5 separate regions of the Mus musculus genome follow, and all the other regions are linked to region 5. A link is a loop called in an ENCODE intact Hi-C map of the cell type or tissue named here. Cell type or tissue: heart. All regions are shown on one strand. Links, peaks and the distances in the headings refer to the core of each region. The heading gives the core; the rest is flanking DNA.

Region 1 (5,000 bases), core at 1-5,000, 360 kb before region 5:
TCAATGCAAACACATTAATTCACCAAATTAGAGTGTGGTACGTTACGTTTTCGGTCTGTCAAGAAGCCCCCTCTCAGTAGGGAGTTGTGTGTATTGTGCTTCCCCTGGGAAAGTCTTTCACACAACTGTTAACATCAAAATAATAGGTATAGCAGTATTTGTTTTCTAATAATCCAGTAACGTTTCTGATATAAATAGCATAAATGATTACTTCTTGTTGCTTAAAACTCTTCCAAACCATGGGCTGGAGACATGGCTCAGCGGTTAAGAGCACTGACTACTCTTCCAGAGGTCCTGAGTTCAATTCCCAGCAACCACATGGTGGCTCACAACCGTCTGTAATGGGATCAGATGCCTTCCCTCTTCTGATGTGTCTGAAGACAGCTACAGTGTACTCACATATATAAAATGAATAAATTAATCTTTATAAAAAAGAAGTTTCCCAAACTTACCAATAGTAGTAGCACCAGCATCTACACTATTTTCTATCAACTCCTTCACAGCGGTGCTTAAACTGAGTACCACCTGCCCAGAACAAATTTGATGGACTGACTTCCCATCAATAGGCTTGATGGCCTTAGCACATTCTGTACTAAAACAAAACGAAACAAACCAGTCACAAAACACAAAATCGATACTTAGACAGAGCAGATACTTCAATCTTGGTAAGTGGCTGATCTGTAACTAGTTAGCCTAACCCACTCATTATATGAACACACTCATTTCACTTGCAGATATGAATGCTCGCCAATCTTTTAACACTCGTTTAATATGTATTTAAAATTGAAACTGAAAAATCTAATTATCCATGCATCTATATGGAGGAGACCTGTTGTAACCCTCAAGGGACAGATCAATAACACAGAGTTCTTTTACAACACAGAGTTCTTCATTCTTGAAAAGTTGAATAACTTTTCAACATTAGTTTTTTTGGTTTTTTTTTTACACTTTTTTTTTTTTTTGGTTTTTTGAGACAGGGTTTCTCTGTATAGCCCTGGCTGTCCTGGACTCACTCTGTAGACCAGGCTGGCCTCGAACTCAGAAATCGGCCTGCCTCTGCCTACCGAGTGCTGGGATTAAAGGCTTGTACCACCACGCCTGGCTCACAATTCTTAAAAAGTCAAAGTTTGGTGGGAAATACTGGTTGACAAAAATCATCTTCCAACTATGTAACTATTCTCATAATTGCTTTTGAAACCTGTACCCAAATCCATGCTGCCTACACTGCTCTGATGAAAGTCCTCAGAGCTCATGTTTGAGACAAGAGTTCATTCTCAGCCTCCAAATGATAGTCCCACCTCACGACCACACTCAGCGAACGGGTTAAGTCTCTTTCTGTCCTGGCTGGCCTAGGGTAATCGCCTTTTTGTCTCCAGTTTACCCTGATTGCTACCACCAGTTTTGTTCACTCTGACACAGGTTCCAAGGTAGCCCAGAGCGCCCTCAAACTCCCTATGTCGTTAAAGGTAACTATGAACTCCTGCTGAGCCTGTTCCTGCTCGGATTATAGGTGTGGCTTGATTCCCACCAATTTCTTTTTACAATTACAAATCCAGTCGAAAAAAATCTTTAGGTTTAAATTTTTAGTGGTGCTCATTGCCTATCATATGAAGTTTGAAGTCTAGCAACGACAAGGTCCCAATCTACTATCACTAATTCCCCTACGGTTTAGTCACCATAAAAATAGTTTCCCGGCTATGAAATGCCCCATAAAAGTATAACAGAACATAGGTGCATCCTTGCAGTAACAATTTTAGGGTATTTTCCATATGGTCTGACATATAGTAGACTTCCAAAAACCCTGGTGAAATAAACCAACCAACCTCTTTTCTCTTCAATCTACCTTGCACAGAACCTCGCTGGTTATCACAGCACTCGGGTGTTTGAAGTAGGAGGATCCCGAGTTCAAAGCACTACCTCAAAAAACCAAAACAAACACTTGCACTCGTTCTAACTGCAAAGGATCTCTGGGGAAATCACAAGGTTAAAATACAGACAGCAAATTTGCATTTACAAATCTGTCACCGAATGTAACTGTGCTGGCCTTCGAAGATGTGCTTCACTGCTATGATGCCGCCTGTGAACACTACACCAAACGCACAGAAGCACCTCAATATAATAAAAGTTAAAAACCCTATTGACTGCAAGATCAGCGTGAGCCTTTAAGCCTCCCTCCCCAAGTCTTCAAGAATAAAGACTCAATAAATAAACAAACAGCGGAAACGAATTTTGTCTACGGCGACTGATTTTCGTGCTGGGTTTCAAGTGCACGGCCTGTGGCGGGAGGATGCCGAGGAAATAGCTTCCTCACAGAGGACCCGGTCCAGTCCGCGAGCTTGCCCGCCTCGCGCCTCAGCCACTTCCGGTCCTTTCAAGAGACCGGGATACCGGGAACTCTATAGAATGCGCCCGGAGACCACAAGTCCAGCTCACCTCACGCCTTCGGTTTGCTCCATGGATGCAGGACTCCTCCAGTCACAGTCACCGCGGGAGAGTTGGCGCTGCCGCTCTCGGGAAAAGACGCGTCTCCTGGAACACCCATTGGTTGCTTTTGACATATGATCCGCCCCTTCCGGGCGGGCTAGCGAAGGCATGCCAAGACCTCTTTACCGGTGATTGGCCAACTCAAAGGTCAAGTTGGTGACGTTAGACCAGCCCGGCCAATGAAAGCTCGGGGACTTCATTTTCCGGAACGCCAGCAGCAGAGTCAGAAAGAAGGCGGCTGCTGTCTGAGGTGGCCTTGGGTGGCTTCTGAGCGTTCCTGTCCCTCGCCCGCTACCTTCCTTGGGTTCCCACCATGCCGATGTACCAGGTAAAGCCCTATCATGGAGGCAGCGCACCTCTGCATGTAGAGCTTCCAACCTGCATGTACCGGCTCCCCAACGTGCACAGCAAGACCACCAGCCCCGCCACCGACGCGGGCCACGTGCAGGTAGGAGCGTGCGGCCCCTGCCTGGTGCGCAGGCGCCGTTCGTGCCGCGCCGCACCCTGCCCTATCCCTCGTCCAGTCTAGCGCGCCGGCGCTGTGTCTGCCTAGGGTCCCGGTCCCTTCTGCGGCCGGGTCCGACAAAATCCTCCTAGATGAGTGCTGCTGTGGGTTCCTGTCACGATCTCCAGGCGCACAGAAAAGTGAACAACACGAAAAATGCTCATTCGGAGGAATTTTCAGAGCGATCCCAGGGTTACCATAACCCAGGTTGACGGGTTTAGTGCCCCATCCTTCCCAGTTTAACTTTTCCACAAGAGGTCCCGACTTTTACTGTAGTTATGTGTTGTTTTTTTCGCGGTTAGGTTGTGGAGGCTATCTTTAAGCTATATAATCTTGATGGTCTGGAAACATAGTATGTGTTCTGTTGTCTGGCATACTGTACAAGATTTTGTTATAACGATAGTGAGTGATCTTGTTCCTGGCCACACCCCGCTTATTTATCTGCCCGGTCCTCACTCATGGGCGCTGGAATTTATAGACTAGCTAACATAAATAGCCTGTATAGGAATGGAATTCCTGGCCCAGTGGGCAGGTTTGCCTTCCACTTTTTAAGTTCTTTTTCAAAGCGGTTATACAGGTTTAAGCTGTTACCAGCAGGATAATGGAGACATCCTAATGTAGTTTTAATTTGGATGTCTCCAGTTTCTAAGTAAGTTGAGGTCCTTTTTCGTGTTTCCTGGCCATGGGAGTGTGGGGCAGAAACAGTGCCTTTGTAGCCCAGGCTGTCCTGGGATTCTTACAGCCAAAGATAATCTTGAGCCCTTTCTCCACCAGTGGAGAAAGAGCTTCCAAGTGCTGGGGTTAGAAGTGTGTGCCTGCCTAACTCAGAACAATTATCTTACCATGCTTATCACTATTGTTTGATCTCATTTTCTTTCTTTCTTTTTTTTTTTTATTTTGGTTTTTCGAGACAGGGTTTCTCTGTGTAGCCCTGGCTGTCCTGGAACTCACTCTGTAGACCAGGCTGGCCTCAAACTCAGAAATTCACCTGCCTCTGCCTCCCACCATCTCGTTTTCTAAAGACTAAAATTTGTTAGGTCTCAAATGGCTAACTGAGGTGCCCTTTAACATATCAAAGCAGACACTGGCCCTCAGGTCCACCCAGCACCCCTCAGTCTCTACCAGTGACAGGGCCTCCTGGTTGGTTTACCCCATCCCCTACCCTGAAATCTCCAGCCCAGAACTGAGCAGGGCTTCCCTCTCCCTAGCTCCTCTGGCTGCTACATAACTAAGCCGTTTGGCTATGCCAACGTCCCAGCTCAGGCTGGCCACGTTCACTCCGGACTCTCCAGCTGTCCCTGCCTCTGCTCTCCCTTTTATCTACAATAAACTTTACCCTCCAACCTTAGGAGTTGTCGCGCTCTTCCTTTTACGTTCTTCCCCACCCCTTTCAGTTTTCTACTGATTATCTATCGCAGCCCAGATTTCCAGCAGATAGAAAATGGGGCATTTTGGATAAATACGTAAAGAGATGCCGCTGTGGGCATCTCCTGATCCTTGTCATCCCTGATTTTGCCTACACTGGGAGAGAAGTGGTTAATTCAGAACCTGGTGGTATTAACAGTTGTCCAGCTGCGGAACTATGAAAACAAGAGCAGACATGGATCAGTGGTCCGTCAGCTAGACGCCGTCTTGGCCCCATAAGTGAGCATCTGAGTTTGACCCCTGGAATCTACATGGAAGGAAAGACTCAATGCCCCTGTGCTGTCCCCTGACCTCCAGTCACATGTGCACACATAATAAATGTAGAAAAACGAAATAAAGCCTATAGCAACTGTGATTGGTTTCTTAATGCATGCCAGACTGTACTTGGCAAAGAGGATGCGTTGGTACAAAGGATGAGCTGTTGGCTCTCTGTGGAGTTACTCTCTCAGTAGTGACTGCTCCAGATGACCAAGATAGGAGAATGCCAGTGCTGCCTTAAAGCAGTGCTCAGACTTGATCACTTGCTCCAGGGAGAGGCTTCCAAACTGGAGGGTGCTTCAAAGCCTGAGTTCCAGGCTGAAAGACA
Region 2 (6,086 bases), core at 489-5,488, 210 kb after region 5:
TTCTGGCCTCTGTGAGCCTAACTAAAGGATAAGAACTCCCCCTTCTGGCCTCTGTGAGCCTAACTAAAGGATAAGAACGCCCCCTTCTGGCTTCTGTGAACCTAACTAAAGGATAAGAACGCCCCCTTCTGGCCTCTGTGAGCATCTGCATGCATGCGCACATGTGCATAGACATACAAACAAAATAAACTTTTGAAAACAAATAAAGCATCCTGACACCTCGTTCTAGTTTTATTTCCATTACTGTAATAGAATAACCTCACTAAAAAACAACGTAGGGGAGCAAGGGTGTATTTTAAGCTCATAACTCCAGGTTACAGGATAGCAGGTAAGTTAATGGCAGCTGAGAGCAGAAGGAAATGGATGAGTGGGTACTTAGAACCCAGTTAGCTTTCTCTACTCTTATACAGGTTCAAAACCAGGGAATGGTTCCACTCACAGTTACAATCAAGGTAATTCCTCACTGACATGTCCATAGGCCAACCTGAGCAGTTTTATCTAAAAACGGTAGCAGTAGGTAGTTAGCTAACCCGCTCTGTGATGGGTTACACTCGAGCACCAACCCAAGAGCTCTCTGGATTCGTGAATGAAACACACAGAGACACAGTCAATTAATCAGTTTTGATATGCCGTGACTAGCTTAATGGCTGAGTGCTCCTAAACCTTCTCCTGTTAGCAAACACCTGCCTCTGGTTCTCCTGAGTTAACATCTTCTAAAATCTAGATTTCATCTCTGCTTCCCCAGACCCAATCGGGGAAGTGACCCATGGCCACTTTCCCTGATTCTCACGTCTTTAGGTCTGCCCTTTCTTCTGTCTCGTCATGGAAATCTCTCTTCTTTTCTCCTGATTCCTTGCCCATGCACATCTCAAAGTCTCACTTCAGTCTATCTGCCCGGCCATTGGCCATTGGCCATTGGCTCTTTATTGATTGATCAAAAACCAGTTGGGAACAAGGACCTTCAGTGTTTGGACACTGAGAGTCCCCATTTTGGGAGCCAGATTAATTCAAAGTATTAGTACAAATCCCCAACAGAAAACCTCACTATAACTCTCTTCCTACATGACGCTACATTGTGTCAAGTTTATTATTAAACAACTAACCATCACTCTTACTCCAGAGCCTTCTTGCTTTGTTCTTCTGTTCTGACTGCATTTGTTAATGCCAAGGGTCCTGTTTATGACATTGGTGACCAACATTTGGTGAGTAAATTCTCTTATCCTTACTTTCGAGTTGGAAGAAACCAGAAGACAAAAGAGGTCAGGTAATCTATCTGGAGTCACACTGCATGCTCTATCGGAAGCCAGGAAACGATCCCTGAGCATGCGCATCAGTGCCTTTACAGCTACACTGCTTAAAGAAAATGTTTCTCCCTTAACAGGAACTGTTTCCTGCCTCTAGAGTGTCAGGCAAAGCTCCAGACTTGTGAGCCCCACCCATCTTTATTACAGAATGTCCACAGGCCCCGTTTGGTAAAGGTTAGCTTACTCACTGGGTAGACCAGGCTGGCCTTACACGCACAATCTTCCTGCCTCGGCCTCCCGAGTGCCGGGATGGTAGGCGTGTCCCACTCTGCCTGGCTCTGTGTACACACTCTTTATCCTTGCTTGAGTTCCCAGCCAATATTTCCATTCTGTGTTTCTTGCTGGAACTACCTTTTTGTCAGTCCGAAGCAGAGCTCTAAGGGGGGCAGGACACACTCAGGGTCAAAAGTGTTAGTCACTTCTCTCACTGCTGTTGAGAAATACCTGGCAGATGAGACTTAAGTAAGTGCTTGTTAGTTTTTGTTTTATGTCAGTGAGGACATGTGTAAATATGTGTGTGTGTGTGTGTTGTGAACCGAATGTTAGTGTCCAGTGTTTTCCCTAATTACTCTCTGTCTCACATATAGAATCTCTCAGTTGTAGCCAGAACCTGCTGAATCAGCATGCTGGGGATGTGGAGTGGGGGAGGAGCTGCCGTTTGTGCATTCATGTGTTTCCATGCCCACCTGGCATTATACGGGGATTCAAACTCCTGTCCTCGCGCTTATGCAGCAAGCTCTTTGCCCGTGGAGTCATCTCTCCAGCCCTTAGGGTTTATTTTTATAGGCGTTTGATTCAGGAAGTTATGGTGGTCGAGTTTGAGACGGTTGAACACATTGCATCTGTGGTCAGGACGGCCAGAGGCAAACACTGGTTTTCAGCTCACTTTCCAAAGACCCAGCCCCACAGCATCACCATGCCCATACTGAGCGGGTCTTCCTGCCTCTGTTAAACTGTGTAGTGTTGTCATGGATACCCAGAGGTGTGTCTCCCGGGTGATTCCAAATGCAAACAAGCTGACAATGAAAACTAGTATGTGTTCCACAGGGTTCGTGTTTTGATTACTTGGACCCAGCTGGGGACACTATTTCCATACCAAGTCCCTTCCTTGTCTCGTTTTCTGCTCCCGGTCAACCATTGCCAAGTAACACCCACCTTCTGCGAAACAATCCCACCACCATGGTGTTCTACCCAAGTGCATGGAGCCAAGCAGCTATGCACTGAACCCTCTGAAACCTCAAACACATCCTCCCTTGCTTACGTCGTCTCCAGCAAGTCACTGCTACACAAAAGTACTCAAAACAGAGAGCTATACAGCTTAGGAACAGTCCAAAATGAGTCCCAAAGTGGAGATTTGAGGTTCCTAAGCACAGCGAAGCCATCGCAGAAGCAAAGACAAGTGCAAATTCCAAAAAGTGAATTCGGCACCCACAGGCTGATACAAGCCAGTTCACAGGGATATGCTGTGGCGCCATCTACTGGCCAGAGTAATTTTTGTTCTGCCTCTGCCTACCTCTCTCTCTCTCTCTCTCTCTCTCTCTCTCTCTCTCTCTCTGCCACAGAATAACTTGTGGGAATCAATTCTTCCCTATGATTATGCAGGACCTGGAGATGAAATTTGGGTCGTCAGGGCAACCAGCACCCTAACCCTCTGAGCCACCTAGCAGGCCCTGTTTGAACATTTCCTTCAGTATAAATTTCCATCAGGTATAACTCCCTCCCTCCCCATTCATCCAGCCCGTTTTTATTGAGCATCTACTATGGGGTTCAGATTCTAAAATAGTTGCTACTGATATTACAACAAACTAAAACAAGGCAGGTTTCACCCACAAAGAAAAACACTTCTATTATATCCCTTCTTCCCCCAGTCTGTTTTACCTTGGAAAAATTTCCCATGACCAATACATGTCTCCCACATGAACAGCTATGCAATCTTTATGTCTCTGTGTATGTGCTTGTGAGCATGTGCGGAGGTCATTCCTTAGGAGACACCTACTTGCCTTTATAGCTTATTTATGTGTATGTGTGTTGCACACGCACGTGTGTAATGGGCCCCATGCACACATAGAGGTTGGAGGAGGAGGCCACTGTCATTCTCTACCACTTTCCAGCTATTCCTCGGGGGCAGTGTCTCCTGACAAACTCAGAGCTCTTGTTTCTTTCAGGTAGGCTGACAACCAGCAAGCTCCAGTGATCCTCCTGCCTCTGTCCACTCAAGGTTGGGGTTGAAAGTCTGTAGGGAGAACCGGAGAGATGGCTCAGCAGTTAAGAGCGCTGACTGCTCTTCCAGAGGTCATGAGTTCAATTCCCAGCAACCACATGGTGGCTCACAACTATCTGTAATGGGATCCAATGCCCTCTTTCTGGTGTGTCTGAAGAGAGCAACAGTGTACTCACATTAAGTAAATGTGTAAAAAAGAATTATATAAAAAAAGAAATGGTTACTTAAAAAGAAAGTCTGCAGGGTCCCACATTTGCTTTGGTGTAGGGATACTGGGAGATGGATTCTGGACCTCTGAGTTGAGCTATGATGCTACTCTCCAACTTTTTTTTTTTTTTAAGAGCTTCTCATTGGGATATGTAGCAAATCTACCAGCCTAGACCTGCTATCAGCCAGCCCCTTTGATCTTCCGGATTCTGACTTCCAGCACTGGGTCACAGGTGCATGCCATCATTCCTGGCTTGTTGTGTGTGTGTGTTTCCCCCCCCCCCTCTAAAACAGGGTTTCTCTGTGTAGCCCTGGCTGTTCTGGAACTCACTCTGTCGACCAGGCTGGCCGTGAATTCAAGGAGATCCACCTGCCTCTGCCTCCTGAGTGCTGGGATTAAAGGCCTTCGACATTATGCTTGACTATGTTTGATTTATTTTAAAAGTGGATCTTCATATCGTGGCAAGTACTCTGCACCTGAGCCAGCTCCCCCAGCCCAGTGAGGAAGTCTGTATCCCATTTCTCTAATGTCTCAGACAGTCCTCCCAGGGACAAGGGATCATGGTGTAAAATGATTGATCCTGTCAACCCATCTCATGGCAGGTTAAAACAAACAACAACAAAACCCAACTTGACATCACAGGTCCGGTTTCAGGGGCTGGCAGGAAAATCTAAGAATTCTTTGCTCCATGCATCAAAGGCAACACAGTCCTTTCCAGAAGGCTTGAGTAGAATCCTTGTATTTTGGCTTCTGTCTTTTTCCTATTGCCTTATAAAGCAGATTCCAGCATTTGTGACTGGAGGTTCTGAGTGACAGAGAGGAAAAAAGAAAAGTTAGAGAAACATTTGTTTTCAAAAGTCATCAAAGCACTGAGAAGTTTACCCACAACTTTTACTGTGGAGACCGGGTTCTGTCATGTCTAACCTGAGTTCCCCTTGGCCTCTCTATCCTCTTATATCAAGCACGTTCCTGAGTGTGGGTTACAGGAGTGTGTCTGTATGTCCAGGTCCAGGCTGGCCTCAAACTCACAACTCTCTCCCCCCAACCTCTTGAATTTCCTCTTTCACACCCCCAGCCCCCAGAATTACAGACTGTACTGCCAGATCTGGTTCTGCACAATTTTTTAAGCTATGAATACATCATTGAAAAACTATTTGTAACATTACAAAGTAGACAAGCAGTGGTGGCACACGCCTTTGATCCCGGCACTCAGGAGGCAAAAGCAGGCAGATCTCTGTGAGTTCCAGGCCAGCCTGGTCTACAAGGGTGAGTTCCAGAACAGGACCACCAGAGAAATCCTTTCTTGAACTGCCCTCCCCTGTAAAAAGAAATAGACAAAGGAGAATAGAACATAGTGTCCACAGCAAGAATGTTTTGTTTTGTTTTTCCAGACTGAGCCTCACTGTATGGTCTGGCTATCCTAGAACTCACTATATACACTAGACTGGCCTCTAACTTACAGAAATCCATCTGCCCTTGCCTCCTTCTGGATGCTGGTATTAAAGGTATGCACCATCACTCCTGGCTGAAACTGTCTATAATAGAGATAGGTGTGTCCAATCTGTGGCCTACACACTGAATGCAGGGTCTTACGTAACCTAAGGTGGCTTCGAACTTGTGTAACTGAGGATGACTTTAAACTTACACTCCTTCTGCCTTCACCTCCCCAGAAATAGCATTAGAGGCTTGTGCCACCATGCTAGGTTTCACACGGTGCCTGAGATGGAACCCACGGTCTACCCAGTGACCTACAGCCCCAGTGGAGAGTTTGCAATTTCTATCGACTCTTATGTCCCCTTGAACAAGAAACTCAGCTGGTACCTATTAGTCAATATGTATTTAATGAATGAATATGTATTCATAAATACAAAGTGCTTTTTGGCCAGTCCTATAACCCCAGCACTCATGAAGCCCACTCAAGAGGTACCAGCCTGGGGTACATCATGAGAAATTACATCTCTCACCAAAAAAAAAGTTTGCAGAATACATATTAAATGAGGATGCTTCCATCACAGATGAGGTGGTCAGCGAAGATTTTGTCCTGGATAACTTAACTCACTTACATCCCAACCCTTCTCTTTGTGTGATATAACCAAAGGCAACAGAACACAAGATGAAATGGATGACGGAACCGAGAATCAAAGTTAGTCAGAACAGAAACTTTTAGAGAAGACCACGAAGTCCTTCATTTACATGGGGGAAAGAAAGAAAATTCAAGGTATTTAATTACAGCAGGGTGGAGAACTGCTTGATGAAGCAGTAGCTTTCTCTGGATGCCAGATGACCTCCGTAATGTAACCAGTCTTTCAGGACTCCCCACACCTGCTCACTCTGCTCCCAACATTGCAAAGGC
Region 3 (6,064 bases), core at 1,065-6,064, 230 kb after region 5:
AAAAGGTCTTGTGCCTTTTAACCACTTGAACAATAGCTAGAATGTTTCCTACAAGCAGTGTATAAGGCTTCCAGTTTCTCTGCATCTTCACCAACACATTAAATTACCTACCTCTATAGGTTTTTGTTTTGTTTGGGGTAGGTTATCACCATGTAACCCAGGCTTGCTCAGATCCTCAATCCTCCCGCCTCACCTTCCCAAGTGCTGGGAATGCGTGGATTACTGCCCTGCCCAGTTGGTATTGGATTTTGGTATAAGAAAGCTGAGATGCCCTTTGCCCACCGTCGGTCTCTTCTCTCCATGACTTGAGTTACACAGTTGCTCTAATTAAGAGTTCTGATTAGTATTTTTCCTCCTCTGACTTCCAAAAACATTGAATTCTAATTTTTTTACCCCTCCTATTATAAAAATAACACAGTATTCAGATAAGCAAGCATTTGGCTCAGGGTTCTATACGGCTGAGTGGGTAAGGCCCTTGCCATACAAATGAGGACCTCAGTTCGGATCCCAGAATCCGTGTAGAGCACAGTGTGGTAGCACACATCTGGGATGGAGAGGCTGAGAGGTGGGGGCACACATCTGGAATGGAGAGGCTGAGAGGTGGAGACAGAAAATCCCAGAAGCTCACAGGCCAGGCTAGCCTGGCATTGCAGCAGCAAGCTAGCTTCAAGCAAGGTAGAAAAGCACGGACAGATGCCTGACCCCACGCTCTGATGCAGACACACATTGCGTGAACACCCACAGAGAACTTTTGCCCTAAAGGTTTAAAAAGGAACACGCAGTGTGAGACCTCTGCCCCGCCCCTCCTGTGCCAGTTCCCAGATGTGGCCTGGCCTTAGACCCTCACCATCCTCGTGCCATAGTCACACAACATACCAGGGAGAGCCCTGAGCCTTTCCGTTCTCACTGCGCACCAATCCACAGTCTGAGTTGACGTTAATTGCTTCTTGGTGTGCTGTACTGTGACTGACCCAGAGTCTCATTCTTCCTCATGCACAGCCATTTCGTTTGTTATTGTTTTGTTTTGATGTCTTGAGTCAAGGCCTTACTCTGACTTGGGCTGGCCTCAAACTTGCCAACCATTTCAGCCTTGTGAGCGTTATGCTCACCAGCCTGCACCATCGCTCATGCGCAGAGATGCTGGAGGGGCGGGTACTGCTGTCAGCACTCCTGGCCTGCTGTTCCTGTGCTCGGTGGCTTTAAAGAGACAGTCCTCGCAGGATTTTAGTTTAATGCACGAGCTGTCTCCACATATTTGTCTGTAAACAGCAGACTGGCAAAGTACTGTCTGTGTCTTGAGTGACCTTTCTGCCTGTGTGAAAGTTATCCTGCAACAAGCTGTCACACACACTAGGCTCATGCCTGGGCTGCCTGCCTGTGTCTGTGTTGACTGTGACTCAGATCTATGTTCCAAGGGTCAGATTTGAGGCAACTGAAGTGCATATGTGTGTGTATCTGTGTGCTTGCACTTGTGCAATACATGCATGTGACAGACAGACAGGGAGACAGACAGAGACAGAGAAAGAGAAATAGGGAATTTTGAGTGTGGGGCCTCATGAATGCTGGGGCATTGGCACATTTTTCAGCTGTATATACTGCCTGGTGGGTCAGATCTGATGCAGAAGGTCAGCTGAGTGATGAGTCTGCACCACAGGGTCAGGGCTGGTGCTCAGGCATTGAAGGCTATTTGCTAACACTCTGGTTTTCTGCCCACAGCATCTGTTCCTGGCATTTCCAAGGATTGTCTTCCTACTGGGCTTTGTCATCGTTTTGAGCATGCTCCTGGCTGGCTACTTGTGCTTTGCTCTGTACCTGGCTGCCACCAACCAGACCACAAATGAATGGTATAAAGGCGACTGGGCCTGGTGCCAGCGCTGGCCTCTGGTGGCTTGGTCCCCATCAGCTGAGCCCCGGATCCACCAGAACATTCACTCCCACGGGTTTAGGAGCAACCTTCGAGAGATCTTTCTACCTGCTACCCCCAGTTACAAGAAAAAGGAGAAATAGAGCGGAAGTGCCCTGCCTTTTAAATACAGTGCACACCTATTTGTACACATGGATATTTGTTTTCTCATCATTGTCTGTGTTGGTTTCTGCTGTGTGGGCGTGAGTGGGCTTTAGTGGGGAAAAAGAGATGGGAAGCTAGGCTTGCTGAGTTCTCGTGTCTCCCAGGGCAGATTTCCCTCCTGCCTATATTCTGCTAGATCCAGTAACTTCTGAGGTCCTAGTGTGAGAAGGGTCAAGAGATGTCCAAGGCTCTGGGTGACAAGGAGGCCTTTGCCTCTTTCACTGCACCCTTGGGCGCCTGAACTAGGACCATAAAGTCTGTTCCCTGATGTACAAGAGAGTCTCTGGGCTGTGCCCAGCTGCACTCTCTCCCTGGTCTGTTCTTTCCCAGGCAGGGGCCCTTTATCATCTTAACTAAATCCTCTCAGCCATAGGCCTCTTAGTCATTGTATTTGTGAGCCACACGCAAGACTTTTCCATTCTGTTTAAAATCTCTACTCCCCGATGGGCGGTGGTGGTGCACACCTTTGATCACAGTACTCAGGAGGCAGAGGAACGTGGATCTCTGAGTTTGAGACCAGCCTGGTCTACACAGTGAGTTACAGGACAGCCAGGGTTACACTGAGTACCCCTGACTCGAAAAACCAAAAGAAAAAAAAAAATCTCCAGTCTTCATTAACAGCTAGTTTAGTATAAATTGTAAATAAACCATCGCCCATAGATTGTATAGAAATCTTGAGCTGGGGAGTGGGAGTGTTGTAGGGTGGGAGGGTTTTCAGGAACAGGGAGCACGTGGGCTAAACCTTGTACTAAGATTCCCATAGTCCTCCTGGGCTGGGCTAGAGCATAGCAGTTAAGAGGGTCCAGGAGTCAGGAGAGAATTTGGAAACACTGACCCTGGAACAGAAGGATCAGGGCGTGGGGGTGCTTACAAGCATCATTTGTCCTAGTAGTCGCCCCACTCCCGGGGGCGATCAGAGCACGTCCTGGTTGGAGGGGAGCATGAGAAGGCTTGGGTGCGTGGTGCCGGCTCAGAACACCTCCGAGTGTCTGATAATCAAACACCTCTGAAGCCGGAGAAACTCTTGCGAAGACGGCGGGGCGGGGCCTCGTGCTTGCCCGTGCGGGCTTCACCGCCAGGGGGCGCCCACGAGAGCGCGCGGCCGCAGCCCGAGCTTGGCCCCTGCGGGCCGCCGTCGCCATTCAGCCGCCGGTTCGGCCGAGCGGCGTCGGCTCCCGCGGCTCTGGGCGGCGCCGCAGTCGGACCCCAGGATACTCGCTGGCCCGTGGCGGCGGCGGCAGCGGCGACGATGGTCCCCTGAGCGGGTTGGCGCCTGTTAGAGGCGGGCGGGCGCCGCGACCCTGCCCGCGTCGGGGCCCAGGCCGGTCGCGCCTCTTTGTCTCCGGGCGGAAGTAGGACTCGCGGCGGGGACAGGGCGGCCGCACCATGAGCGACATCCGCCACTCGCTGCTGCGGCGCGACGCGCTGAGCGCCGCCAAGGAGGTGCTGTACCACCTGGACATCTACTTCAGCAGCCAGCTGCAGAGCGCGCCGTTGCCCATCGTGGACAAGGGCTCCGTGGAGCTGCTGGAGGAGTTCGTGTTCCAAGTGCCCAAGGAGCGCGGCGCGCAGCCCAAGGTGCCCGCCCCGGCCGTGCCCTCGCTCGGTGACAGGAGCTCGCCCCGAGGTCTCGCTCCTCTTTCCGCTCCCCCGGCCTTGCAGTCCAGCGGCGTTGCTCAGCCGCGTGCCCGTTTCGCAGGCGTGTGACAGTCGCCCACCAATGAATGATCCGGGGTGGTGGCTTTGTGAACTGGCTACTTAACATCCCTCTGGGATGTCGCTTAACTAGATGCAGGGTTTTTTCCTTTGCTTATTCATAGAGTTAAGCCCCCCCGGGCTTAGGCTTCTGAAGGGTGAAAAAAATACACCCTGGGAAAAAGAATAGATCTGTTTTCCTTTTTCAAACACTGTCTTTCTGTGTACCATGTATCTCGGGCCAGCCTGAAACTCATTATCGGCTAGACTCAGCCTCGTGTGCGCTGGGATTCTAAGCATCCACTTCCCTAATCTCTTAGGGTGGGAGCTAAGGGGCAGGTGGAGGCCCTCTTCTCACAGCTTCTCTTCCGGGTTTGTTTTTACAGAGACTGAATTCCCTCCAGGAGCTCCAGCTTCTTGAAATCATGTGCAGTTACTTCCAGGAGCAAAGCAAGGACTCTGTGCGGCAGATCATTTTCTCCTCCCTTTTCAGCCCCCAAGGGAACAAAGCCGACGACAGCCGAATGAGCTTGTTGGGAAAGCTGGTCTCCATGGCCGTGGCCGTGTGTCGGATCCCCGTGTTGGAATGTGCGGCCTCCTGGCTCCAGGTACTGCTCTCGAAATAGCGTCTCCCACAGTCTCCGTAGACAGGATAACAAGAGTTTGGATGTTCGTAGAGGTCTTTTACACGTGCGTGATGTCATCGATCATCCCTGCCTGGGTGCTACACCCAGTCCCGTTTTTTTTATGGAGCAAACATTTTTTTTGTTTCTTTGATTGACTTTTTTTTTTTGAAAAAAGAATTTGGTATGTAGCCCAAGCTGAATTCAACCCTCATGACCCTTCTACCTGAGTCTCTTGAGGATTATAGGGTCCACGTGTCTGGCTCTGGAATTGTAGCCTTCTTGTACACAAAGTAGTAAAATTAGGATTTGTTTCATTTTGAAACAGGTTCTGATTATGTAGCCTGGGCTGTCCTGGATCTCAAAATGTAGACCAGGCTGGCCTTGAACTCAACCCAGACCAGGTGTCTCTGCCTCCCTAGCATTTGCTATTAAAGGTGTATGCCATCACACCCAGCTTACTTTTAGTATTACTGTGCATGTGTGATGTGTGTGTGGTTGCCTGTGCCACAGCACATCTGGAGAGGCCTGAGGACAGCTGTGTGAAGTCGGGTCACTACTGTCACCTTTTTTTGAGACAGGGTTTCTCTGTGTAGCACTGGCTGTCCTGTAACTCACTGTGTAGACCAGGCTGGCCTTGAACTCAGTAATCCGCCTGCCTCTGCCTCCCGAGTGCTGGGATTAAAGGTATGCGCCACCGCCACCTGGCTTCCTTGGCTCCTTTTCATCTTAAATTTGTAAAATTATTTGTTAATGTGGAACTGTTTTGCGTGGGGATGTTGTGTCTGTGTACCACCTGTATGCTGCTGCTCACACTGTGGAGGCTGGAAGCGGAGCGGGCTTTCGATCCCTGCAACTAGAGTTACAAATGGTTGTGAGCCACCATGTGGGTGCTAGGAATCGAATTTGGGTCCTCTGGGAGAGCAGCCAGTGCCCCTAACTACTGAGCTGCCTGTCTAGCCCCCTACTTCTTTTGTCCTTATGCTGTTACAGAGCTTTCTCTCAGGTTGTCGGGCTTGCAAGGCAAGAGCTTAACTGGCTGAATCCTCCACCATCCCCCACCATCCCCCACCATCCCCCACCATCCTCCACCATCCCCCACCAACCATCCCCCACCATCCTCCCAGTTTGCGTCTTACTGTATGGCCTCGATTGGCATGGAATTCACTCTGTAGACCAGGCTGGCCTCTAACTCACAAAGATTTGCCATCCTTGGCCTCCCCAGATTAAAGGTGTGTGACACCACACCCAGCCTTAAATTAATTTTTTGATAAACAAAACAAAAAGGCCTCATCTTCAGAATAAATGGAAAATCTATTTCTCAGGCAAAATGATTGGATTTTTAAAACAGTATGCGGAGGGAAGGAGAGATGGCTTAGGAGTTAAGAGACTTGTTCACACAAAGGACCCAAATCCAGTTCTTAGAGCACCCATATCCTGCTCCCAAGTGCCTATAACTCCAGCTCCCGGGAATCCCTTCCCCCTGTTCTCCTTGAATGCCTTTACGCACATGTATGGGTCTACTCAAACAGACACACGGGGCTACACACCATGAAAAGTAAAATCTTAAGAAAAACAAGTTTAACTATGTAGCTTAGGCCAGCCTACAACCTCCTAATCCTTTTGCCCCAGGCTTCCTAGTGCTGAGACCGAGCCTTGAGCCACCACACCCAGCTGT
Region 4 (6,086 bases), core at 468-5,467, 110 kb after region 5:
TCCTTGGGTATTTTCTCTAGCTCGTCCATTGGGGGCCCTGTGATCCATCCAATAGCTGATTAATGAAGGTTCTTAAACACTTTAACCTCCCTTGTAGCCCAACACCCCCCAGAGGTAGTAGGAAAGAAAGAATACAGAGGAAGTGGACTTGTTCAGAAAGGTTCTTTGGAGCAACTCCCGTCTGTGTTGTCTGGAAATCAGCAGTTCAGTTCACAGGCTAGCAGGCAATGGCAGCTCGATCCACTCACAAACCCCTCATGGATACACCAGCAGTCCAGCTCAGTAGAGTCGGGTTAGCAACAGTGGTGATAGGACCTAGCAGAGACAGCCAGGCCTCAGCCTTGGCTCCAGTCAGCAGGAGGGACCAACAGGAACACCAGAAGAAGTTCTCAGCTGTGCCTCTCTCAGGGAAGTGAAGATCAGTGAAGACACAAGACTCATAAGCATTATATAGCTAGCTGTACCAGCAAGCCAAGCTCTGTCTCCATCATGCCATGGAGTCCTGTTTATACCCTCTTGGCACGTGAATCCAGTAAGCCTACATCCTCAGGGTCCCAACAAATGGAACTCAACTATGCAATGTAAGGTGGACCAATACATGTGTATCATTAGTAAAGAGTCCTTCATCACGTGTCCTTTCACGTGCCTGCTTTAGCAGAGCATCCTATCTCCTGTGTCTGCTTCAGTGAAAAGTTCCTTCACAAGTCTGCTTTAGTCTTTCACCTGTGTCCACTTTAGGAAAACACTCCTTCACGTGTTTACCCCAGCAAAACAACCAACCGACTTTGCAAAGAACCCTTAAGTTTCCATTTCACCCGATATCCCATCCTGTCTAGCAATCTGAGCAAGGCACCAGTTGCCAAATGGCAGGTATCTTAATCTGGGGCAGCTATGAGCAAGTCATCAGTGTACTGCAAGAGAGTTATCTGGGGGTGGGGCTGCCTCTACTCACCCAAGACTTCATGCAATGCCTCATTAAAGATGATGGGCAGGCTGGTGAGATGGCTCAGTGGGTAAGAGCACCCGACTGCTCTTCAGAAGGTCCGAAGTTCAAATCCCAGCAACCACATGGTGGCTCACAACCACCCGTAATGAGATCTGATACCCTCTTCTGGTGTGTCTGAAGTCAGCTACAGTGTACTTATATATAATAAATAAATAAATAAACAAACAAACAAATAAATCTTAAAAAAAAAAAAGATGATGGGCAAGTTCTTAAATCCTTGTGGCAGCCTGGTCCATGTTGAGTCCGCTCTCCGGATTGCTCCGTTCAAGAGTGAAACAAAGGTTCACTAGCTAGGACTAGTGGCAAACTAACAAAGGCATCCTTAAGGTCCAGTATGGGATAGACGTCTCATTCAGGAGGCAGACTGCTCAGTAGGGTTTAAGGGTTGGGCACCCTTCTGTTGACTTCTCTTAAGTCTCTTATGGGCCAGGAGTCATTGGAGTGGGGTTTTCTTACTGGCATATGGGGTGTGTTCCAGGTGATTTACAAGCAACCAGTATCCACTGCTCCCAGAGTCCAGCTATGTGTGGCACTATTCCCTATCTTGCTTTCCTAGGCCTGGGGTATTGGTAGACTCTGGCCAGGCTAGCATTGGCATTTAGCTACATCAGGATCAGAGCACAATGTCTGGCTAGCCCTGTGGGATTTTTCTCAGCCCATACCCCTGCAGTTTTCCCCATATCCTCTCTAGGCATAATCCTTATTAATGTCTAGAGGAGGTGTGATATAGAGGTTATATTCTCCTAATGGCACAGTCAATGGCCACATATATATATGGCCATTCTTGTTTAGGACCTATACTCCCTCAGGGCCAACCCTGAGGTGGGGTCAGGAGTGGATATGGGCACTCTAGGATGACCAAAAAAGATCTCATCCCATCATATATCCACTCTTCTTCAGGTAGTCCATGAATATTGATTGGTCCCAGTAGCTCTTTATGTAAATACATATTTTATTTTTTGGATTGGTGTCCCATGGGTTGTTTCAAGATTGAACTTTGTGCCCCAGTATCTACCATGAAATCTATTGTCTTCCCCTCCACCTTTAGGGTTACCTAGGGCTCATGGAGGGGGTGTGAGCCCTGATACCCTCAGTCACTCAGTTCTTCTATTTCCAACACCTGTGATTCCCTTTTATGGCTCTTGGGACATTCCGCCTTACAGTGGCCTGTTTCTCTACAGTACACACATTGATCCTTTTTGGAGCCAGGAGCTCTACTCCTTTTCCATATGCTATATTCTTCAACACTTGGGTATCAGCTTGCTCGCTCTCTTCCAGTAGCTGCCAGAAGCACCTTGGCGAGTTCCCTGGTCTACGGGTCCTCCAGAACCTCCCCGTGAAGTGGAAGCATCTGGTTTCTTTGGAAAGTCAGTTGTGCGGAATGGTGTCTCACTACAGCAGACACATGAATAAAAGTTTTCCTGAAGTGGACATGGGCGAAAGTATGTTTCGCTAATCAGACTCACGAAGGGACGTCTTGCTGAAGCAGACACAGGTGAAAGGACGCATAATGAAGGATTCTTCGCTAATGACACACGTGTATTTGTTTGCTTTACGTCAGTTTGTTGGTACTCCATGGAGAGAAACCCACCAGAAAACTTCTCGAGAGGTTCCTGTGGCTTCTTGCCACTTCGGAGGACTTGGGCCAGTTGGCAGAGTGATGTCAGCTGATACAAACTCACATGAAGTTTTGCTAAGACAGACTCACATGCTTAGGCAAGACAGGTGGTGAGGCAAGAACGGTGGAGGACCTGTGATGTTTGGAGGGAGCATAAGTCTTAATGGACAGTGGTGACAGGGCTTGCATAGCTAGCTTTGCAATGCTTCTTGGTCTCTTGTCCTCACTGATCTTTGCTTCGCTGAGAGAGGCACAGCTGAGAACTTCTCCTGGCGTCCCTGGTGGTCCTGGTCCCTCCTGCTGACTGGTGCTGATGCAGCTGAGGTCTGGCTATCTTTGCTAGGTCATGTCACTGTTGCTGATTTGTGTTTGCTATTCCTACACTACTGAACTGGACTGCTTGTATATTTGTGAAGTGTTTGCAGATGGATCAAGCTCCTACTGATGACTCCTGTGAGCTGAACTGCCGAGTTCCTGACAACACAGATGGGATTTGCTCCATAGAACCATTTCTAAACAGGTCTGCTGTCCCCATATCCTAATAAACTTTTTTCCCCCACTACCTCTGGTGGGATAGAAGGGAGATTAACACATTTAAGAGCCATTATTAAAATCAGGGTTAAGAAAAATTAAAGCCTCCATCCCTGATATTAAAGATGTTCTTGGCCAGGAGTTCAGTCAGGTGCTTTCCTTTGAATCCTGTTAGCCTCTGGAGTGTTCAGCGGATGTCTGGCTCCACCTAGTGGACGAATGCCAAGTTGACCTCTGGGGAGGTCACAGGGGTCAGCTTCTGATCAGCTTGCACCAGGTGGCTAGTGGTCTGCATTCCTATGTCATGAGCATTTAACCACAGGATGAGATGGCGCTGCCGAGCCCAGATGGCCATCCTGAGATAGGTTTCCCATTCTTGTGGACCTCTCCAGGGTGTTCTATGGGAGAGGAGGGGGTTTTTATGACCTTGTTCCTGGATTTTATGGTCTGTTCCTGGATCTGGTGACTTATGGCCTAGTTTCTGGGACTGGGGCTTTCTTTTTGAAGACAGGCCTGGTCCCGAAATGGAGACGAATGGAGTATGTGCGGTCCTTTCATTTCTCCCACCACCAGGCTTAACTCCACAGTCCCTGCATGTGAGCAGATGCCTGCAAAAGCCAGGAAAGGAGAGGGCATCCGATCCTCTACAGCTGGTTCCAGGTGGTTGTAAGCTGCCAGATGAGGGTGCACGGAACAGACCTGTGGTCTCTGCAGGGGGACTGCATGCTTTGAACAACTGAACCATCTCTGCAGCTTCTATGCATCTTCTTCAGCCCTATACACACAGCAGAACTCTTTGTAGGCATTTCCTATCTAAGGAAATAACATTGTTAGGCAAAGGTTGAGGGTGTGTAGGTCAGGTGTGGGGGTGCACACCTTTAATCTGGGAGCAGACGCTGGACGATCTCTTGTGAGTTAACAGTTAAGTCTTATCTACATAGTGAGTTTCAGGCCATCTTCATAATGAGACCTTGTTTTAAAAGAAAAAGTTAGGGATGGAAATACTGCCCAGAGGTTAAGAACACTGGCTGTTCTTCCAGAATACCCGGGTTCAATTCCCCACACCTAAATGGAGGCTCACACTATCTGTGACTCAGTCTCCGGGGATTCAATAGCCTCCTCTGGCCTCCATGGGCACGAGGCACCTGCACCCACCCCACATAGTATACACACGCACAAGCACACGCACGCGCGCGCATACACACACACACACACACACAGGCAAAACATTCATAAAATAAGTAAATCTAAATTTAAAAAAAATTAAGATGAATGGATTGCTATTTTAATAGCTACTATTTTTTAAATAGTTGATTTTAATTTTAATCGTCAACTTGAGAAAATCTAGAACCACTAGGTGTTGTAGGAAAGTGTCTCAAAGAGAAGTCTAGAGAGGGCTGGCCTGTGGCCATGTCTGTGGATGAATACCTTGATGGCACTATTCGACATGGGAAGAACTGTGGGCAGTACCATTCCCTAGGCAGAGGTTGCTTCTTTTTTTCTTTTTCTTAGATTTATTTATTTATTATATATAAGTACACTGTAGCTGTCTTCAGACACACCAGAAGACAGATCTCATTACAGATGGTTGTGAGGAACCAAGTGGTTGCTGGGATTTGAACTCATGACCTCTGGAAGAGCAATCAGTGTTCTTAACCACTGAGCCATGTATTCAGCCCACAGGGGTTGCTTCTTGATGGTGGATATAACGTGACCAGCTAGCTGTCTCCAGCTCCTTTCTGCTGTGACTTCCATTCAATGATCTTACCCAGAACTGAAAACTAAAATAAAATCAATAATTTCTCTCTTAAATCACTTTTATTAGGGTATTTACTCACAGTAAGGATGAATCTGGAACACATGTTAGTGGACCTTTAAGAAAAACAACAAAAAACAAAGTTATCCTAGGTTTGCTCATCAAGTCCCCACCTTTTTTCCCTGCCTGTGCCGTGCTCCTGTTCAATTCTGGATGATGACGATGACGACGATGATGACGTCGATGATGATGACAATGATGATGATGACGTTTTGAGACATGGCCTTTCTCAAGATCCTCCTGCCTCAGGTTCCTGGGACTCCACCTGTGTCACCATACCCAGATATTGACTTTTGTTTGTTTGCTTGTTTTGGGACAGGATTTCTCTATGTAGCCCTGGCTGTCCTGGAACTTGCTATATAGACCAGGCTAGCCCTGAACTAATTCACTTACCTTTGCCTCTGGAATGCTGGATTAAAGGCATGCACCACCACCACTTGGCTTTTTTTTTTTTTAATGGTAATAGATGTTATTAGACGCGTTCTCACGACCGGCCAGGAAGAACACCACAGACCAGAATCTTCTGCGGCAAAGCTTTATTCTTACATCTTCAGGAACAGAGTGCAAGAAGCAAGAGAGCAAGAAGCAAGAGAGAGCGAGAAGCAAGAGAGCGAAAAAGCAAGAGAGAGAGAGAACGAAACCCCGTCCCTCTTAAGGAGCATTCTCCTTCGCCTCGGACGTGTCACTCCCTGATTGGCTGCAGCCCATCGGCCGAGTTGACGTCACGGGGAAGGCAGAGCACAAGTAGTCATAAGATACCCTTGGCACATGCGCAGATTATTTGTTTACCACTTAGAACACAGCTGTCAGCGCCATCTTGTAACGGCGAATGTGGGCGCGGCTCCCAACATCTCCCCCTATCCTTTTAATAAGAGCAAATAGGCCACCCATATTAATGAGAGTGGAGATAGAGGTCAAATCCCCAGTGTGTAGGTAAAGGAGCCATGTACAGGATTAGCTCCCAGGCTCACAGGCTTTTACCCAGAGCAACCCTGACCTGCTCCCGTGTCGTTTTGCCTGGGGGAAGGGAACTAGGACACTGAACCTTCATGAAAGATGACATGTCTCCCTAGAATAGGCTCATATATGCCGCAGAGCCTTTCCATTGCAGTGCT
Region 5 (6,086 bases), core at 491-5,490:
AGTCTCTTACCTCCACCCTTCAAATGCTAGGATTATAGACATGGATCACTGTACCTAGTTTATGCAATACTGGAGACTAAACCCAGGACTCTGTGCATACTAGGCAAGCACTCCACCTCCTGAGCTACAGCCCTAGCCCCGTTGTTTGTTTGTTTTTTGTCTGTTTGCTTGTTTTTAATGTTACAGAACACAGCAATCCAAGATATAACATTTTGTATTAAGTAAGCTCTTGTAGTCTTTCATGTAATTTTCTTTCTTTCTCTCTTTCTTTCCTTTCTTCTTTCCCCCCCCCCTTCACTTTCTCCTCCTCACTCCGGCCCCCACTTGCTCTGGCCCATAGGTTTTTTTATTTGTTTCTCATTACGGTTGGTTGTGAGCTACCATGTGGTTGCTGGGATTTGAACTCATGACCTTCAAAAGAGCAGTCAATGCTCTTAACCACTGAGCCATCTCTGCAGCCCTCATGTAATTTTCTAGCCAAATACAAATCATATGTAAAACTGGACACCAGATTCCAAAGTGGGACTGGATGGGTCCAACACAGACTGCAGACAACTTTTGCTTCATCACCAAAGGTTTTTTGTTTTTGTTTTTGTTTTTTGTTTTGTTTTGTTTCCTTTTTGAAAACTCTGAGCTAACTTGATGTTCACAAATCAGGAAGTCTGATTTCTCAAGTCTGATTTCTCTCGGAGGTGGTTACCAGATCTGGCAGAGACACTGGAGCCATGTTTCTACAGGTAGGTAATTGGCAGGAACACAGGCTTTCTGGTTGATCTCACTTCCCACACCCAGCACTCCACTCATTTGTGGCACCTGCTGTAAAGGCTTGACGGTTCTGCCCCATGGCCTGATATCACTTAAGATGCTACAAGCCCTGCTCATGCTTGTCTAACATTCACAAAGTCCCGAGTTGATCCCGGCAGCACCTCATAACCAGGGTGGTACACACACAACACCTCCCCACCCCCCCCCCAAAAAAGTAAAGAGATTCTGATATGGACCTCAAATTTGGTTTTTCTTAACTCCTTTTAACCAATTTTGATCAACATATTTGGCTTCCGATTTCATGTGGTCTGTGTCATGGACCATTTACACACACCAAGTCCATTACACTCCAACTTGACCCAACTGCAGAAAAACTAGGTAGCACTATACTGAACTGGCGCCTCTGCACACCAGGGAACAACATAAGCACAGTAAGGCTGGGGTTAGGGCTGGCAAACCAATGCACCCACCGGGTTCATTTCCAGAACCACAAAAAACCAAAAACAAAACAAAAACAACAACAAAAAACCTCTGTCAGATTACATGCTTCCCAGGGGTGGAGCCAAGTCCTTCCTTCCAACACAGCCTGTGACACTCCAAGGTGTGTAAACAGAATCCAAGTTCACTATGCAGCCTTTCTTACATTTTGAGACAGAACACTCAGGTCCGTAAGACCTCTCCGCTAGAAAAAAAAGCATTTTGTAAATTCAAGATAGAGAAATGTCAGTCATTTTCAGCAAATGAGGCCTCCAGAATGCTGATGCAGGCATGCTGTTAGTCCACGTCTAAACTGTTGCAGGCCTCTAAATCTGTTTTCCCTCTTTCTCTCTCATCTTCATCCCTATCGCCATTTCTAATCCCTGGTCAGAAGATACCGAAAACATTGGTCAAGACACCATTAACTTTCAACCTACAGTACAAGGATAATATAATATACCGTCACAAAGTTTGGGGAACCAGAATTCACAAAGGAACTCGCAGCTACAGGATCGCCAACAATTTGTCATTTTTGAGGACAAAGCGTCCTAAGGGACCTTCCTGTCATCTTTCCTTGGACCCCACCCCCAGATGTGGGAACCTACCTTCTGAAGCATCCTCTATGCAGAGTAGGGTAACGGGGGTGGGAGGGACGCGGTGTTTGGTTCACACTCAGCCTCAGGCTGATAGCATGAGCCCCTTAGCACCTGCATCCCGCCGAGCCAGGTGGGCAGGGATGCGGAGGGCGCGGCTCACCTACCTGCAGGCGCACGTTGAGCATCATGGAAGCCACGATGTAGAGGTAAGGAAAGTTGATGCGCAGCCGCCAAGCCAAGTCAAAGAAGATGAGCAGCGTGCGGGTCAGCCCCTTGCAGAAGACCCCATAGGAGCGGGCGGCGGCCGAGCGCGACAGCCGGACAGCCAGACCCGACAGAGCCGTCGCCATATAGAGATCCGCGGCGCCCCCACTGCCCGCCCGCCCTCCCTCTCCGCGCCCCGTCGCCCAAGGCCTCCTCTCCCGGGCCGCTGCTCAGCGCTCAGCGATCTCAGGGAGCAAGGGAGACCGCGGCGAGGCCGGCAGGAGGGCGGGCCGCGGGGGAGCCGAGTCTGCGCGTCACTCTCCGGAGGCGACTCCACCAGCTACCACCTGGATTCCCGGCCGGGCCGCGCGGCCTGACGTCACAAAGCCGGCCCGCGCCTGCGCAGGCAGCAGACTCCGCCTCCCGCCCCGCCCCGGGCCGCCCCGCCCCTCGGGCGGCTTTCCTGCAAGTGAAGTGCGCATGAGTTGGAGACTAGGGTTGGCTGCGTTGCATCTGGCGTCCTCTAATGGTGAAGAGTTGAGAATAACGACACAGGGAAAGTGGCGTGGTGGCGCTAGCCTGTTAATATTCCAGCACTCAAGAGACTGAAGCAGGAAAAACATGAACTCAAGGCTGGCTGCTCCTCCAGAGGACCCTCAGTTCAGTTTCCCGTACCCACACTAGGTGGCTCAAAATCCACCTGTAGCTGGCTCCAGGAGAGCCAATATCTGACCTTCCTGGGCATCTGCACTCATTCGCACACACACCACATCCAAATAAAAATCAATCTTTAAAATATAACAGAAAAGAGATGATGCCTGGGTATGGCCACAGGTACTTTATAACACACATATTCCTAAAAATGGTTACAGTGAGACCAGCAAAATGGTGAAGTAGGTAAAATGCACTTCCCATTGCTCCAGAGGATCTGAGTTCAATTCCTGAGACCCTCATGGTGGAAGAACACAAGTGACTCTAGGGTGTTGCCTTCTATGCTGCTCATTTATTTTTGTTAACGTGACACAAGATAGACCAGCAGTTCTCAACCAGTGGGTCGCGACCTCTCTGGAGACCGAACGATCCTTTCACAGTGGTTAGCCTAAGACCACCTGTATATCAGATATTTACATTACGATTCGTAAAATTAGCAAAACTAAAGTTATAAAGTCGTTGTGAAATAATTTTATGGTTGGTGGTCACCACACGAAGAACTGTATTAAGGGGGTCGCGCATTGGAAGGCTGAGAACCTCGTCTAGAGTTATCTAATTCCTAGAGTTATGCTGGAAAAAGGAACCTCAATTGAAAAACTGCCTCCATCAGGTTGACCTGTAAGCGATTCTGTACGGCATCTTCTTGTTTGGTGATGGGTGTGAGAGGGTCCAGGCCATAAAGGGTGATATCAACTCAGCAGCAGCCTCCTGAAACTGGAATAGCAACAGGTTAGCGCTGCCACGCCACGTTCCCTGTTATCCTCAGCTTCACCATTAGAGGGCGCCAGGACGCAACGCAGCAACCCCACTCTACGACTCACACATGTAAGAAAACAAGGTAAACCTGGTGGTCCGTGGTGGTGATGGTGCATGCTTTTAACCCCAGTACTCAGTAGACAGAGGCAGGCAGATCTCTGTGAGTTCGAGGTCAGTCCAGTTTTTAGACTGAGATCCAGAACAGCCAAAGCTACACAGAGAAACCCTGTTAAGAAAAGAAAAGAAATATAAGGCAAAGGCAAATAAATTCTTTTCTCCCCACCTTGTTTTTGGTAATAGTGTTTAGCACAGCAGTAGAAATCAAAAAACACATCTTCCCATCTCCTCCAGCCTGCTGTGTTACATGCATGTATACACACACACAAACACATAAACTAAATAAAATGTGACTTTTGTACTGGCTGGTTTTGTGTGTCAACTTGACACAAGGTGGAGTTATCTCAGAGAAAGGAGCTTCAGTTGGGGAAATGCCTCCATAAGTTCCAGCTGTGGGGCATTTTCCCAATTAGTGATCAAGGAGGGGGGGGAGGTCCCCTTGTGGGTGGTGCCATCCCTGGGCTGGTAGTCCTGGGTTCTATAAGAACTCCATTTTATGCCAGGTACCCATCTTGCTACACGCTAAGCTGTTTGTCTCTGATTCCAGCCCCTGGAAGATAAGTTCCCAGTAACCTTAACTCAGTGGCCCCCACCCAAAATGTATGGCCGTGACTATCTACTTGCTATGATATGACTATCTGCATTTCTGGCTTGATACAGCTTGCTTATACAGAAACTAGAGTTTCTTTAGCCTTCATGTAGACCCCCTGTAACTGTAGTTACAAATAGTTGTAAGTCACTATATGGGTGCTGGGAACTGAACCAAGGTCCTCTGTAAGAGCAGTAAGCATTCTTAACTGCTGAGCTATCTCTCCTGCACTATGAAAGTTGTTTTTTTTTTTTTTTCATGCTCATTTAGTTAACCTGAAGAGAATGATGCAGGAGGAGAGAATGGACCCACATGATCCAAGAAGTGGGTCAACAACTTTTTCTAAAGCTTAGGATATGGTGGTTCACACCTGTAATCGCAGGATTTGGGCAGCTGAGGCAGGAGGATTGCCTGGAGTTCCAGGCTAGTTTTAGCATTGTTACTTCCTCTGAATTGAAGCATTTCTTCCTGGAGGAGGGAGAACATCTCATGTAACGTGAAAGGCTTAGGGAATTTATACAACTTAACAAGGCTCAGGAAGGTAGAAAGTTATAGGATTCACAAGGCTTCTCTCCAAGGTTATATAAGCAGCCAGTAATTGCTGGGTAAAGAAGACTCCCTGAGTGGCTAAGCTCCCTAACACGTTGTTCAGTGAGCTTCAGGGATGCAGCTCTCCTGAGTCATCACCTATGTTGGGGTGAACTATAAGATGACATAGCAGCCTTTGAGTCACCCAGGTTATTGTAAGTCACCTACATTCCTGTAAGTAATTCAATAAACCCACTGATTGACTAAGCTAGAGTAAACAGGGAAGATCATTCCTTTGGTCTGTTGTCTGTGATTATCTGAGATGAATAGATAGCCGTCCACCTCTTCCCAGGGGAAAGTCACACAACGCTGAGCTAAACCAATAAAATTATTACAATGAAGAAGTCCACAAAATTGAGAGTTGTAGCAGGATTTCCCCCCGATTAGTTTAAATATTAATACAAGAAGCCTGTGATTGAACACGGGAAAGGGAGACGGAGCAAAGGGTTTCAGGGACAGGAAAGAGGAGAAGGAAGAAAGATGGAGGAAGAACAAGATGATCCAGAGTCCACAGGGCTTTAAATAGCCACAGGTAGCTCTGAATATCTTATAAGAGATGGATAATTACAGGACAATTTGTCTTATCTAGGTGGGCAATTTATATCATTATCAATTGGCTCAGAAAGTATTGTGTGGGCATCTTGTGAATTGAGAATTTATTGATATATAAATCTGACTGAGTAATTATAAGCTTCTAGAGTTTTGATTTACAGGGTTAAAGGGATTTGTGACAACTAGCTACAGGGGGTAGATGGCTGAGAAGGTACAGGCAAACTGGAGAAGGGAAGACTGCTGACTGGGGCTAACCAAGAGGCAGTGAGACCACCGGGCAGAGATTAGTTGGGAATAGTGTGGGATGGTGCCAATTTTAAAATATTTCCCTCAACAGAGATTATGGTATTTTATTTAATGATACTTTAGAAAGGAAGAGAATCTGTGTGTGGACAAGTTGTGGGACAAGTTACTTGGGAGGCTAAGGTGACAGATGACTTGAGTCCAGGAGTATAAGTCTTGCCTGGATTGCATACTGTCTCAACAACAACAAAACCGAGTGAGGTTGGAGAGGTGACTCAGCGGTTACAATAACTTGTTGAGTTCTTGAAGAGGACTAAGATTGGGTTCTCATCACCCCTATCAGGTGACTCACAACCAGGATACTCCAGCTTGACATGGAGGCGCCCTCTTCGGACACTGTGTACTCACGCTCACTTGTGGAACATGTCGGGGGAGGGCAAAGAAAAAGAATATCCTGTCCATCTTGACCCCAAGCAGGAGACCAGGGC

The links. A loop is a pair of places that touch in the nucleus more often than their neighbours do. Peaks named below come from ENCODE experiments on the same cell type or tissue, not always from the same donor. Only the 100,000 strongest peaks of a DNase experiment are listed, where the experiment ranks them.
Region 1: it touches region 5 in a loop (3-fold over the local background); 4 of 42 quality-filtered maps call a loop at or near these places.
Region 2: a loop joins it to region 5, with 5 times the contacts of the local background. A loop is called at or near these places in 13 of 42 quality-filtered maps.
Region 3: a loop joins it to region 5, with 3 times the contacts of the local background. A loop is called at or near these places in 6 of 42 quality-filtered maps.
Region 4: it touches region 5 in a loop (6-fold over the local background); 25 of 42 quality-filtered maps call a loop at or near these places.

What each region holds. Positions count from the first base shown.
Region 1 is chr5:143,907,513-143,912,512 of GRCm38, reverse strand. It overlaps Aimp2 (aminoacyl tRNA synthetase complex-interacting multifunctional protein 2), which reads left to right and starts at 2,674. Exons shown (of 4, transcript NM_001172146.1): 1 at 2,674-2,932. The coding sequence starts at 2,798. It overlaps Pms2 (PMS1 homolog2, mismatch repair system component), which reads right to left and starts at 2,512. Exons shown (of 15, transcript NM_008886.2): 1 at 2,434-2,512; 2 at 453-592. The coding sequence starts at 2,456. In heart, for the core only: no CTCF peak of the experiment used is centred there; a DNase peak (open chromatin) is centred at 2,602; H3K4me3 peaks cover 3,302 bases; H3K27ac peaks cover 2,310 bases.
Region 2 is chr5:143,330,763-143,336,848 of GRCm38, reverse strand. It overlaps 0610040B10Rik (RIKEN cDNA 0610040B10 gene), which reads right to left. Exons shown (of 2, transcript NR_027874.1): 2 at 4,145-4,538. Among named protein-coding and RNA genes, the nearest start is that of 0610040B10Rik, 4.5 kb to the right of the region's middle. In heart, for the core only: a CTCF peak has its summit at 2,764 (motif pointing left); no DNase peak of the experiment used is centred there; H3K4me3 peaks cover 336 bases.
Region 3 is chr5:143,312,485-143,318,548 of GRCm38, reverse strand. E130309D02Rik (RIKEN cDNA E130309D02 gene) reads left to right here and starts at 3,189. Exons shown (of 6, transcript NM_172726.4): 1 at 3,189-3,646; 2 at 4,150-4,371. The coding sequence starts at 3,455. Zdhhc4 (zinc finger, DHHC domain containing 4) reads left to right here. Exons shown (of 8, transcript NM_028379.5): 8 at 1,717-2,060. The coding sequence ends at 2,007. In heart, for the core only: a CTCF peak has its summit at 3,120 (motif pointing right); DNase peaks (open chromatin) are centred at 3,098, 3,438 and 3,738; H3K4me3 peaks cover 2,529 bases; H3K27ac peaks cover 1,711 bases.
Region 4 is chr5:143,431,877-143,437,962 of GRCm38, reverse strand. No RefSeq gene overlaps it. Among named protein-coding and RNA genes, the nearest start is that of Daglb, 30 kb to the left of the region's middle. In heart, for the core only: a CTCF peak has its summit at 3,361 (motif pointing left); a DNase peak (open chromatin) is centred at 3,392.
Region 5 is chr5:143,545,051-143,551,136 of GRCm38, reverse strand. Fam220a (family with sequence similarity 220, member A) reads right to left here and starts at 2,417. Exons shown (of 2, transcript NM_133703.5): 1 at 2,003-2,417. In heart, for the core only: CTCF peaks have their summits at 2,584 and 3,533 (motif pointing right); DNase peaks (open chromatin) are centred at 2,476, 3,096 and 3,506; H3K4me3 peaks cover 1,769 bases; H3K27ac peaks cover 1,664 bases.